Linked DNA regions of Mus musculus: region 2 is linked to region 1. The links are chromatin loops, found by intact Hi-C in ENCODE. Cell type or tissue: left cerebral cortex. All regions are shown on one strand.

Region 1 (5,000 bases):
TCAGTGTGAGGAATGGCTTTCTTTTGTTCTGTTGGCTTTAGCCAACAGACATTTGTGGAAAAGTTGATAAGCCAAACCTTGAGTGAACCTCAGATGAAGGTAGTGAAATAACAGGGGAGTGGAGTGGGTCCTGGAGCCACTTACCCTGCTGTCTGCACTTACCCTGGCAAGTGTATAGAACCTGTTAGGTCTCTTTTCTCTGTTTGCGAAATGAAGGTGATAATCGAATTATTAAGAGAATTAAATATATATTTATTTTCAGGCATGTGTGTTGCTTAGCAGGGATACACTCTCAAAATGTATCCTTAGGACAGAATTCACAAAAACCTAGAAGGTATGTAGGTCAGCCATTTGACATGGCCACTTGATGCTTTTAGGAGACAGGGCAAATATCAGATGGATAAAGCTGCTGCTGGACTAATGTGGCATACTATTTTCCAGTACATTTTTATTTATAAGTAGGAGTATACTCTAATAATAAAAAATATAGGCTAAGGTATACATAAACCAGCCATAGTTCCTCATTATCATTATTATTAAGTATAGTGCATAATTGTAGGTGCTATGATTCTGTTGTTTTGTTTTGTTTTGTTTTGTTTTGTTTTTGAGACAGGGTCTCCCTGTGTAGCCCAGGGTGGCCTCTTAACTCAGTCATCCTGCCCCAGCCTTCTAAGAGCTGGAATAACAGGCATGGCCTGTGTTACTAATACACAACACCCAACCTTCCCCCATGTGTTGTCTTATCCTGGCTGACTTTATCTTTGAAGCAAGGACTTCCGAGGGGTGGAAACTGCAAGGTTACATTTAAATTTATAACTTTAAGAAATCATGGAGGAATGCTTGAAATGAAAGTGGAGGAAGAGCCAGCCAATGAGGATAATAGTGGATGACAGCTACTTGAGAATGTTAAGCAAGATGTCTTAGATATGTTTTTTAAGTATGTGTGGAAAAAAAAAACAGGCATGAATAGTATAACAGTTCAGCGCTTAAACGCTTACTGTGCAAGACTTATTGCTAGTAAGGCTTTGGCATCAAAGGTTATATCATCTTAGTAGAAGGGGAGGGCTGCGATCTGGAGCTATCTTCAGGCCCAAACCAATAATCTGAAGTAGTAAATAAATTGTCTAAGATGTGAATAATAAACAGACTGATCTGAAGCTCTTTATGAAACATAACAAAATAAAGGTACTGAATTCTGACATCAAAGGCTTATATCCAGTGCCACACGGGGCCATTTAAACAGAGGCATTTCTCAATATGGTACCAGAAAATCCTCAAATATTAAACAAAGATGTGTCATTTGAAATTTAAGATTATGTCTATGTTATAAGGATTGAAGAGATTTTCAGACATAGTGGTACATGCCTATAATCCCAGCACTCCAGAGGCCTGAAGATGAAGATTGAGAGCTCAGGACTGACCTGGGCTATAGTCAGACTTTCTCTCTACTTAACTCTTTACATCTTACTTTAGAGACAGGCTAGGTAGCTCTGGCTAACCTACAACTCTCTGTATAGACCAGGCTGGCCTGTTAAACTCCCAGAGCCGCCTGCTTCTGCCCCGCATACTGGGATTAAGGATGTATACCACACATCTGTCAGAGGAAAAGAATTTAAGATAGAAATAAGAAAAGAAAAATGTATTATATGAATGTCCTTTTTGCTAGTCATATTTTTCTATGCTTCTAGCTTTTTACATGGGATTTTTATTCTTAGTGTATGATGAAATGCCAGTATTAATTTCCTGAACGGTCTAATAACAGAAATACAAGTTACCCAGTCTCTTACTATTAGACAATCTAGGATTTATAGAAACTCGTGGTTTTACATTTTATATGAAGGTGTAAAGAGCAAAATCATTTAGTACAGAAGAAGAAAGGCTTAAAAATACGAATTTTTGAAAGTTAAAATTTTTATTATACTCATGGCTTAGAAAATTTAGAAAGTTCTGATTAATTAAAAAATATTACTACCAAAATAACTCAGTATTTCAATGTGTGTGGACTTTAAGTTTTTGTAGAGAGAATTCCCCAAATGGAGACTATAGCTCCTTTTTGGAATGACTGTTTTATGTAATAAATGTAGCTGTTTGTCTTCGTTGCAGATGTCCTCATTTCCTATGCCCACATAAACACTTGTTTGGCCTTCTCTCCTGCTCTGTGCGCTGGCTCAGGCTCCCTCTCACGTGGCGTGCGTGAGCCCAGGTGGCCTTTTCTTTGGCTTCCTTTTCTCTGGTCATTTTCCCTCACCCAGTTCAGGAAGCCATCTCAGTACTTAGAGTGTTCACCATGCTCAGTGTGCACATTAATTCTCTTGGCAAGAATCTTGACCCTAATTTGCTTGTTGACAACAACATTGCCAGCAGCATGCTGGGTGGCGCCATAGGCCCTCCTAGTTCTGCCACAGTAACCTTCCTGAGGCGCTCACGTGAACAGTGTCCATTCCCTTGCTATCTTTATCAGGCTTCTTGTAAACCTGTGTAGGTGTGTCCAGAGGGACAGCTACAGGCCTACAGGCAGGGCCTCTCCTGCCCCTGTGTGCTTGTCATCCTGGGGAGCACTGGAAGATGGCTGCTCAGCCAAAGGCTAGTTTATATTACTTTTGACCAGTCTATTTTTGTATGGAAGTAATCATTCATGTGAATACATTGTAAAGTTTTTTTAGTTGTTTAACCAGTCCTCTGCTGTAGTGAAAATTTTGTATTTTTTGCACGTTTCTGGTAATTTCCTTATATTAGCAGAAGTGACGTGCCTTTGGGTGTGTGCAGAGTTTACAGTGTTGTGGCTGCAGCTATAAACATGACAGTCACGTGGGAGAGGGAGTGTCTTGCCTTGCCTGTTACCAAGTTTTGAAAATCTTCACAAGAATTTATTTAGCTGTAATTTCATTCCTTTTTAAAGTCCATTCTTATCTGTTTTGCTAAATCTTACATGCTTACTTATAAAAATGTTTCAAAGGTATGGAAGAGAGTGGACCGTAACATAATACCCTTTCTCTGTGCCTCTCTGCAGTCTGAGGTAGCTGCCAGAAGGTTAGTACAACCTTCAGGATCCTGTTAACGTCTGATTTTCAGATTCTGGGTCTTTAGGTAAACTGTCTGTTTCAACTCTTGCCTTTTTTCGTTGCTGCTGATGGTGACTTGACCCAGGCCTTGGGCACTCAGAGTTACAGCCCGGCCCTCAGCCTTTCTTACTTGAAAAAGGAAGCCGAGTATGGTGGTCTGAGATGACAGCTGACCTGAGCAACTGAGTCATTGAAGGTCCTATGTCACTGCCATCTGACCTCTCTTGTTCCTCAGGCATCCAGGACTCTACTCCTCTTATGTGCAGGCATGTCTGCTCAGATATGGAAATGTCCTGCTGTGTCCCCAGTTCCCCGTGGTGTTCCTTCACCTGCTGTCCCCACCGCTCTCCTTTCCTCTGGGAAGTACTTTCAGCATTCCCCACTGTTAAGGCCCCACTCCTTTTATTTTTGGGGGAGTGGTACTTGATATTGCTCCTTTTAAAAGATTTTTATCTACATTATATATGTGTTTTATGTTTAATCCAATGTTTTTAATCACTGTATTAGAATTTTATCTTAGGCTTGCTAGAACTTTGTGTATGTTGAGACTGGATCTTACTATGTGAACCTGACTGGCAATAATCTCATCTCAATCCCCCCACCTCAGCCTCCTGAGTGAACCACTATGCCTAGTCTTTCTGGTTTTTGAATCTGACATTTTTGACAGCTAATTTTTATTTGTGTGTGTTAGGGAGTTGGTTGCTTATCTGTCTGTCCCTCTCAACAGAGTTTCCCCAGGTTAAGCTTGTTCTTACTGTGTACCCCAGGCTGGCCTCAAACTTGTAGCATTCCTCTACCCTTAGTCTTTCTAGTGCTGGGACTCCAGGCCTTCAGCCTCATGGGTGTTTGCATGAGAATGGCCCCCATAATGGGGTTCATATATATTTGCATGCTTGGTAGCATGTTGGTAGACTGGGAGGGTTTGGGATGGGTGGCATTATTGGAGGAGCTATGTCACCCAGGGATGGGCCTTTTTTTTTTAATGGTAAGCCATTTAAATTTTACTTCGATATTTGAAACATAAAGTGCATTATTTTTTTTACTCTACATCTGGTTGGACATGTACCCTTTGACCAACATCGTTTCATTCTTCCTATGTCTGTGATGCAGAAATAAGATCACATATAAAGAAGACCATATTTTTGTCTGTTAGGCCTATTTCACTAGTCTGATTTCTCTAGATTCACTTTTTATACAAATACTACAATTTCCTTTTTTAAGATTGTGGTGTATTCTCATGTATGCACATGTCAGTTTGTCCACCGACATCTTCCATTATTGCTAATGACCTTACTTTTTGAAAGTGCCTCATTGACTTGAACCTAGAGCTCACTTACTGATTGACTACACCGGCTGTCCAGCAAGCTCCCGAGGCCCAGCTGTCTTTACCTCTGCTTGCACTGAGTTACAGGTGTGCAGCTGCGCCCTGCTTTTACTACTGATCCAAATTCAGATCCTTAAGCTTGCACCGCGCCCCCCTTTTCTTTTTTAAAAGCTTGATAACAGTTTACTAGAATTTGAACTCCAGCCCAGGCAGTCTGTAATTCTCACAGTTGCCCAGGAGCTACATGTAGAGAAGAGAAGGGGGAAAGCATGCTGTGCTGTTTGAGATAAGCCTGCATGGAGGTCAGCTCCAGGACTAGAAAGGCAGATAGACACAGCCAAACCTCCTGGCAGCTGACAGGGACCGGGCTAGTGGCTAGGGACGGTAGGAAGGAAGAGAGCACCATCTTCCTTCCTTGGTGCTCCAAGGTGCTCCCTGAGCCAGGTCCGTGACCTGTCCAGCTGAATGAGGAGAGCTGAGGTGTGTCTCCACACAGAGGTAGATTTCAGTTTTACAGTAACATTCCCCAACTCTGAAATGATAACCCTAAAATCATTTAGGAGTGAGCTGACAGTAGGGGATAGATAGATGAAACCCATTGCTGTCATGAAAAC
Region 2 (5,000 bases), 280 kb after region 1:
ATAATAGGAATTATTCATTTATAAAATATATATAATTGCATTAACTTTTGTGTTACTATATTTTTAAAATAAATGTGAAATGAAAATCACTATGCGATAGCTGGGTGTGGTGATACACGTCTTCAATTCTAGCACTCACGAGGCAGACAATGAGGAATCTCTGTGAGTTTGAGGCCAGCCTGGTCTATAAAGCAAGTTCCAAGAAAGCCAGGACACAAACCAAAACAAAGCAATACAACAACAAAACAAAGATATTAATAAATGATAGAAAAATTCTACATAAAATTTATGTATTATAGAAGAATGTAGTGCATGACTCATAAGAAAAAGATACCTTTTCTAAATTCACACAATCCTCTTTTTATGAACCAAAATGACAGAGCATTTAGAGTTTTACTAATATTTTTCAAACATATTAAAAACTCAACTTAAGGAAAAACTGAAAAACTCCAAGATGTCAAGTTACATATTATGTCTACATAATTAATTATGTATCTTAAGGAATATTGACAGGAATTAGGTCAGATTTCAAAGCAACCTAATGTCACTAGGCCCAGTGTGGACACTAGAGAGTTATCCCAAACTAAACTTATATGAATTTACTATAGCAACAGCGAGCTGTCATTTAAAGGTGGGATGTGAGGCCTTAAAGTCTTTCACAAATCTTATTAAAAAAAATATATATATATATATATAACATATTTAAATGAAGACTAAAGCTGTGCTTTATACAAATGTGAAAATACAGACTAACAAATTACTTCCTTTCCTCAGCAGACAGGACAGGAGACGTCTAAAGCTCAGATAAATGCATGCACAGAAGGAACTGAAAACCCCCCACATGAGTGCCAGGTGTGTGCTTCCCCCAGTTCCCCTGAAACTAACCCAAAGATCACACCGTTTAAGCCAGGGTTCCAGCAGATCAAGTGGGTAATGCACAGACATGAGACAGAAGTAAGAATTCTATAGCTCTTAAAAAAAACTGTTCAACCCTTTAAAAGGCAGTATGGTAGACCATTCATGTTACTACTAATACATGGTACTTTTCTGTACCAGAAATAACCTATATATGGAGATAGTAAATTTGATTCAAAATAGATTTCTGTTTCTAATATAACAGAACATATTATAAAAAAGTATGCCATTAGAATAATGGTTTGTAGTAGATAAAATAACTTCTCTATAACATAATTTCTAATTAAAATATACTGGTTACTTTTTAACTTAACACAAAATTTAAAAAAATCATTTCTTAAACCAAACAAAAATTACTCTTACCTTATTTGGGGCTTTGACATCAGATTCAGTTAGTTTACCTAAACGTACAACTGTTTGTTACAAAGCCCTGTTCTACTGCACAAGTAAAATGACACGCTCACTCCCGACAAGTGAAGAGCTGCACAGAACACTGGTGTCCTCCAGAGCTCCCGACAGATGAGGGCCACTGGGAAGTCTGGGTTGCTAACTTTTCTTAACCTATATGAACTACATAGGAAAGCAAACCCTTTTTTTATAGTTTTTATCTATTAACACAGACTAACATTTTTGATACAAAGATTATAAAATGTTCTTTTCTAAATTGTCATCTTGATTCTTCAATTTTATTTTTAACAACATCTTAAAATTGCTTTTTAAATCCCTAAGAGTTATTTTATTGTGTCTACAAGAGTGATAAATACACAAAATGAGCACGGTTATTTATGTATTTCACACAAGAGGCAGAACAGGCTATGTCAACTGGGAAACACTGCCCTCTACAGGACAGTGTTTTAAATGACAGCTGAACTTACTCAATACAGTCCAGCCATCAAATTTTGGATTTTCCTGCCAGGCTTGTTCCTGAAGCAAAATTATTCTCCTCTGTAAGACTGTTTGTTCAGTGCTGGGGAAGGAGCCCAGGGCCTTGTGCATGCGAGGCAACTGCTTCACCACAGAGCTACACCTCAGCCCTCTTTTTGCATCTGTGTTTGATACCATAGACACAATTGCCATTGAGTTCAGTTCAGCCTAATAGTTACTAATACACAGCTTCTGTTTCAGGTGTTGTGAATATGGCATAGCCTAAATTCTGATAATGTTTTCAGTACAATGGGAGAGAAAGATAACTTCAACTTCAAGTGGTACGTACAACACAAGAGCAGACCACAGAAACCAGTCAGGGTTTGCGTTTGAGGATGACTCAAGGAAAAGGGAGCACGTTCCTGCAGGCGGAAGGGCTAGGCTGAGTCTTGAAGGCTGAAACATATCTAGTAGAGACAGAGCAACTGAACTAATCCTGAAAGGAGCAGGATGTGGGCACAAGGTGCTAACAACTCTGGGCTATGCTCCAAATTAATTTGGGGGCAAATAAAAACAAAACCACAACAAAAACAGATGCCAGATCTCTACTGCAGTATATCTGAGTAAATCTGGACCGCTGATTCGAGTCTGTATTCTTAAATATTCCTAAAGAGGATTTTGATGTGCAACTGCCTCCACCCCACAAGAGCTAGGATGACAGCCACCTGATTCGATGCCTGGGTTTTTAATAATTATTTACAAATAAAAGACCGGTAGACGATGCTACCCAAACTTGATCAACAGGAGCTGGATTGCAGAGGCTGGATGGCCACTGGGCGTCTACACAACCACGTTATTAGGAGACTTTCTGTTCTCACAGCTATTATCTTTCTAGATAACACACAGGTAAAATAAAATGGATCTAAGAGTCACCAGATCAGCGAGGCAGAGAAATGACCTTATTAATGACATTCTGAGTAAAGGTCAAGATCTAAGGTTTCTGTTTTTTCTTTTTTAAGGAAAAGGAAATAATTAGTGAAAACTAAGGGACTAACAATAGCACTGAAACAGGCAGAAAGCCCTGGTAACTCCCAAAATAAAATCATCTTATTTCCTATGAACTTTGCGCCCTCTGGTGGTCACTGGAGGTTTGACTAGGAATGAGCAGAAAAACATACCTGATCAGATGAAGAAACACTAAATTACATGAACTATCGAGATTTACCACTCATGGAACTGATAGATAATGTTCAAATTATACCTTTTAATCTGCTAGAAGCATTTCAATTGGGAAGTATTTCATGAGACACCAGAACTTACCAGTCTTTGTTAGTATTTGCAGATGCTCACTGGCCACGGTACCTGTCTGTTTCTGAAAGCATCCTAAAGCACTGACTGCCCGCCCCGCCCCCACTCCTCTCATTTCCTCCCACTCCTGCAGGCATTAGCATCTGAGCAGCACACAAGCAGCTCTTCAGAGCTGTGCACGTGGAACCACACTTGTAAAAGCATGGCTTGGTGTATGCTGTGTGTTGCAAGGGGCTTCCTAAGGTCTCACTGTACCCTCTCTCATGTGTTTTATATTTCTGTTCCATATATTTTATGCCTGTACTAATTTTATTAAGGTATTGTTTGCTGGACAATATAGAAGAATGTTTATATCTTTTTACAAGCTTATGACTGGAGTAGGCTCACTATAGAAATATTTCCCTTTTCACTCAGAGTAAAGCCATAATCCTGACAATAAACTACCATGTTTATTGTCTAGTGAATTTTCTAGTTCTCTGCTCCTCGTTCCCCCCCACATTTAGCCCTGCAGTGTGTAAAGCACACCAGGTACGACCCAGCCATAACTTGTATTACCTGGTCCCTCTACAGCCTGTGGATGTGTTTCCATACGTATGGCTCCCTTCTCCTTTCCATAATGTTCAAGGTCACCTTTTTAGTGAGTCTTCCCTGATCAGCATATTGAAATGATTCCCGCCTCCTGCATACCCTCTGCTTCTCCCCGCTTTCTGTCCATGTACTGATCACCTTCTACAACACTGTACTATGTACTTATATTACTACTCACTCTTGCCACAGTGCAGGCTCCTCTGAGCAGACACTGTCTGCCTGTGCTACCAGCAGCTATATCCCAGTTCCCACAAGCTAGAACTTCTATAACATAAAGTACAACTGATGCATAGGGTAATAATTAATAAGTCTTTAACAGATGTTAGGGAAAAGAAAAAATAGTTATTGTATTTTATAGAATGAAGGATTGTCTGATTCTAGAATCCAAAATAAAGCCAATTAAGGTCTAAAAACCAATCTATTTGAGGATTATCAACACTAGAATTACAAAATAAAGCCAACTAAATCTTAGAAAAGTCTTTTTATAGTTGGTTCAATAAACAGTACTCTTTTACATATTAGAGTGAAATTTAAGTACATATCCAAAATATGTTAGTGTATTTTAATCAGTGAGATCTGGAGAAGAGTTCAAATTTAACCATACTTTTTGTGAGCACTGGACACGGAAACCATTGTACAGAGCTCAAGAGAGATGGTGGCCATCACACTACTCACAAGAACAAGAATCTCTTCAAAGAGGTAAGGGAAATGGCAAGTGGTCTTAGGATCTTGAAAAAAATCTGATTTTTAATTTAGAAAACTTCTTCCAGAACTATGTTTTTTAAAAAAAAGTGAGATCTTGTCTTTAAGGGGGGAGGAGGATAGAAAATCATCTTCAGTTAGGAGGGGCCACGGTGGAGCATGCACTCAACTCCAGCACCAGGGAGGCACAGCCAAGCAGATGCCTGAGTTTGAGGCTAGCCCGGTCTACAGAGTGAATTCTAGGATAGTTAGGGGTACACAGACCTGTCTCCAAAACCAAAACAAAATGAAAGAAAGAAAATCATCTTCACATACATAAACTGAAGTCACACCGGATTAGGATGGACTGGTGGCCTCACACAAGAAAGAGAGGAAGCTTCACACAAGAGAAACCTCAGCAAGACAACCACGTGAAGACAGGCAGACAGACACTGGAGCTCGGCCACTGAGACAGCTAATCTTGGTTGCCAGCTTGGCACGCCTGGGGAGAGGGAAGTTCAGTTGAGGATTTGTCCCCAACAGACTGGCTTGGAGGCATGTCTGTGGGGTGTTTTCTTGATTGCTAATTGAGAGGGGGGCCCAGTGCACTGTGAGCAGTACCATCCCTAAGCAAGTGGCCTGGG

The links. Hi-C counts contacts between places; a loop is a spot of excess contacts. Peaks named below come from ENCODE experiments on the same cell type or tissue, not always from the same donor. Only the 100,000 strongest peaks of a DNase experiment are listed, where the experiment ranks them.
Region 2: a loop joins it to region 1, with 3 times the contacts of the local background. A loop is called at or near these places in 10 of 42 quality-filtered maps.

Annotation. Positions count from the first base shown.
Region 1 is chr1:155,852,902-155,857,901 of GRCm38, reverse strand. The region is part of intron 37 of Cep350 (centrosomal protein 350); the gene reads left to right. Among named protein-coding and RNA genes, the nearest start is that of Gm51652, 11 kb to the left of the region's middle. In left cerebral cortex, no CTCF peak of the experiment used is centred here; a DNase peak (open chromatin) is centred at 2,285.
Region 2 is chr1:155,573,381-155,578,380 of GRCm38, reverse strand. All of the region lies in intron 3 of Acbd6 (acyl-Coenzyme A binding domain containing 6), which reads right to left. Among named protein-coding and RNA genes, the nearest start is that of Acbd6, 18 kb to the right of the region's middle. In left cerebral cortex, CTCF peaks have their summits at 1,746 (motif pointing left) and 2,909 (motif pointing left); DNase peaks (open chromatin) are centred at 1,795, 2,195, 2,909 and 4,863.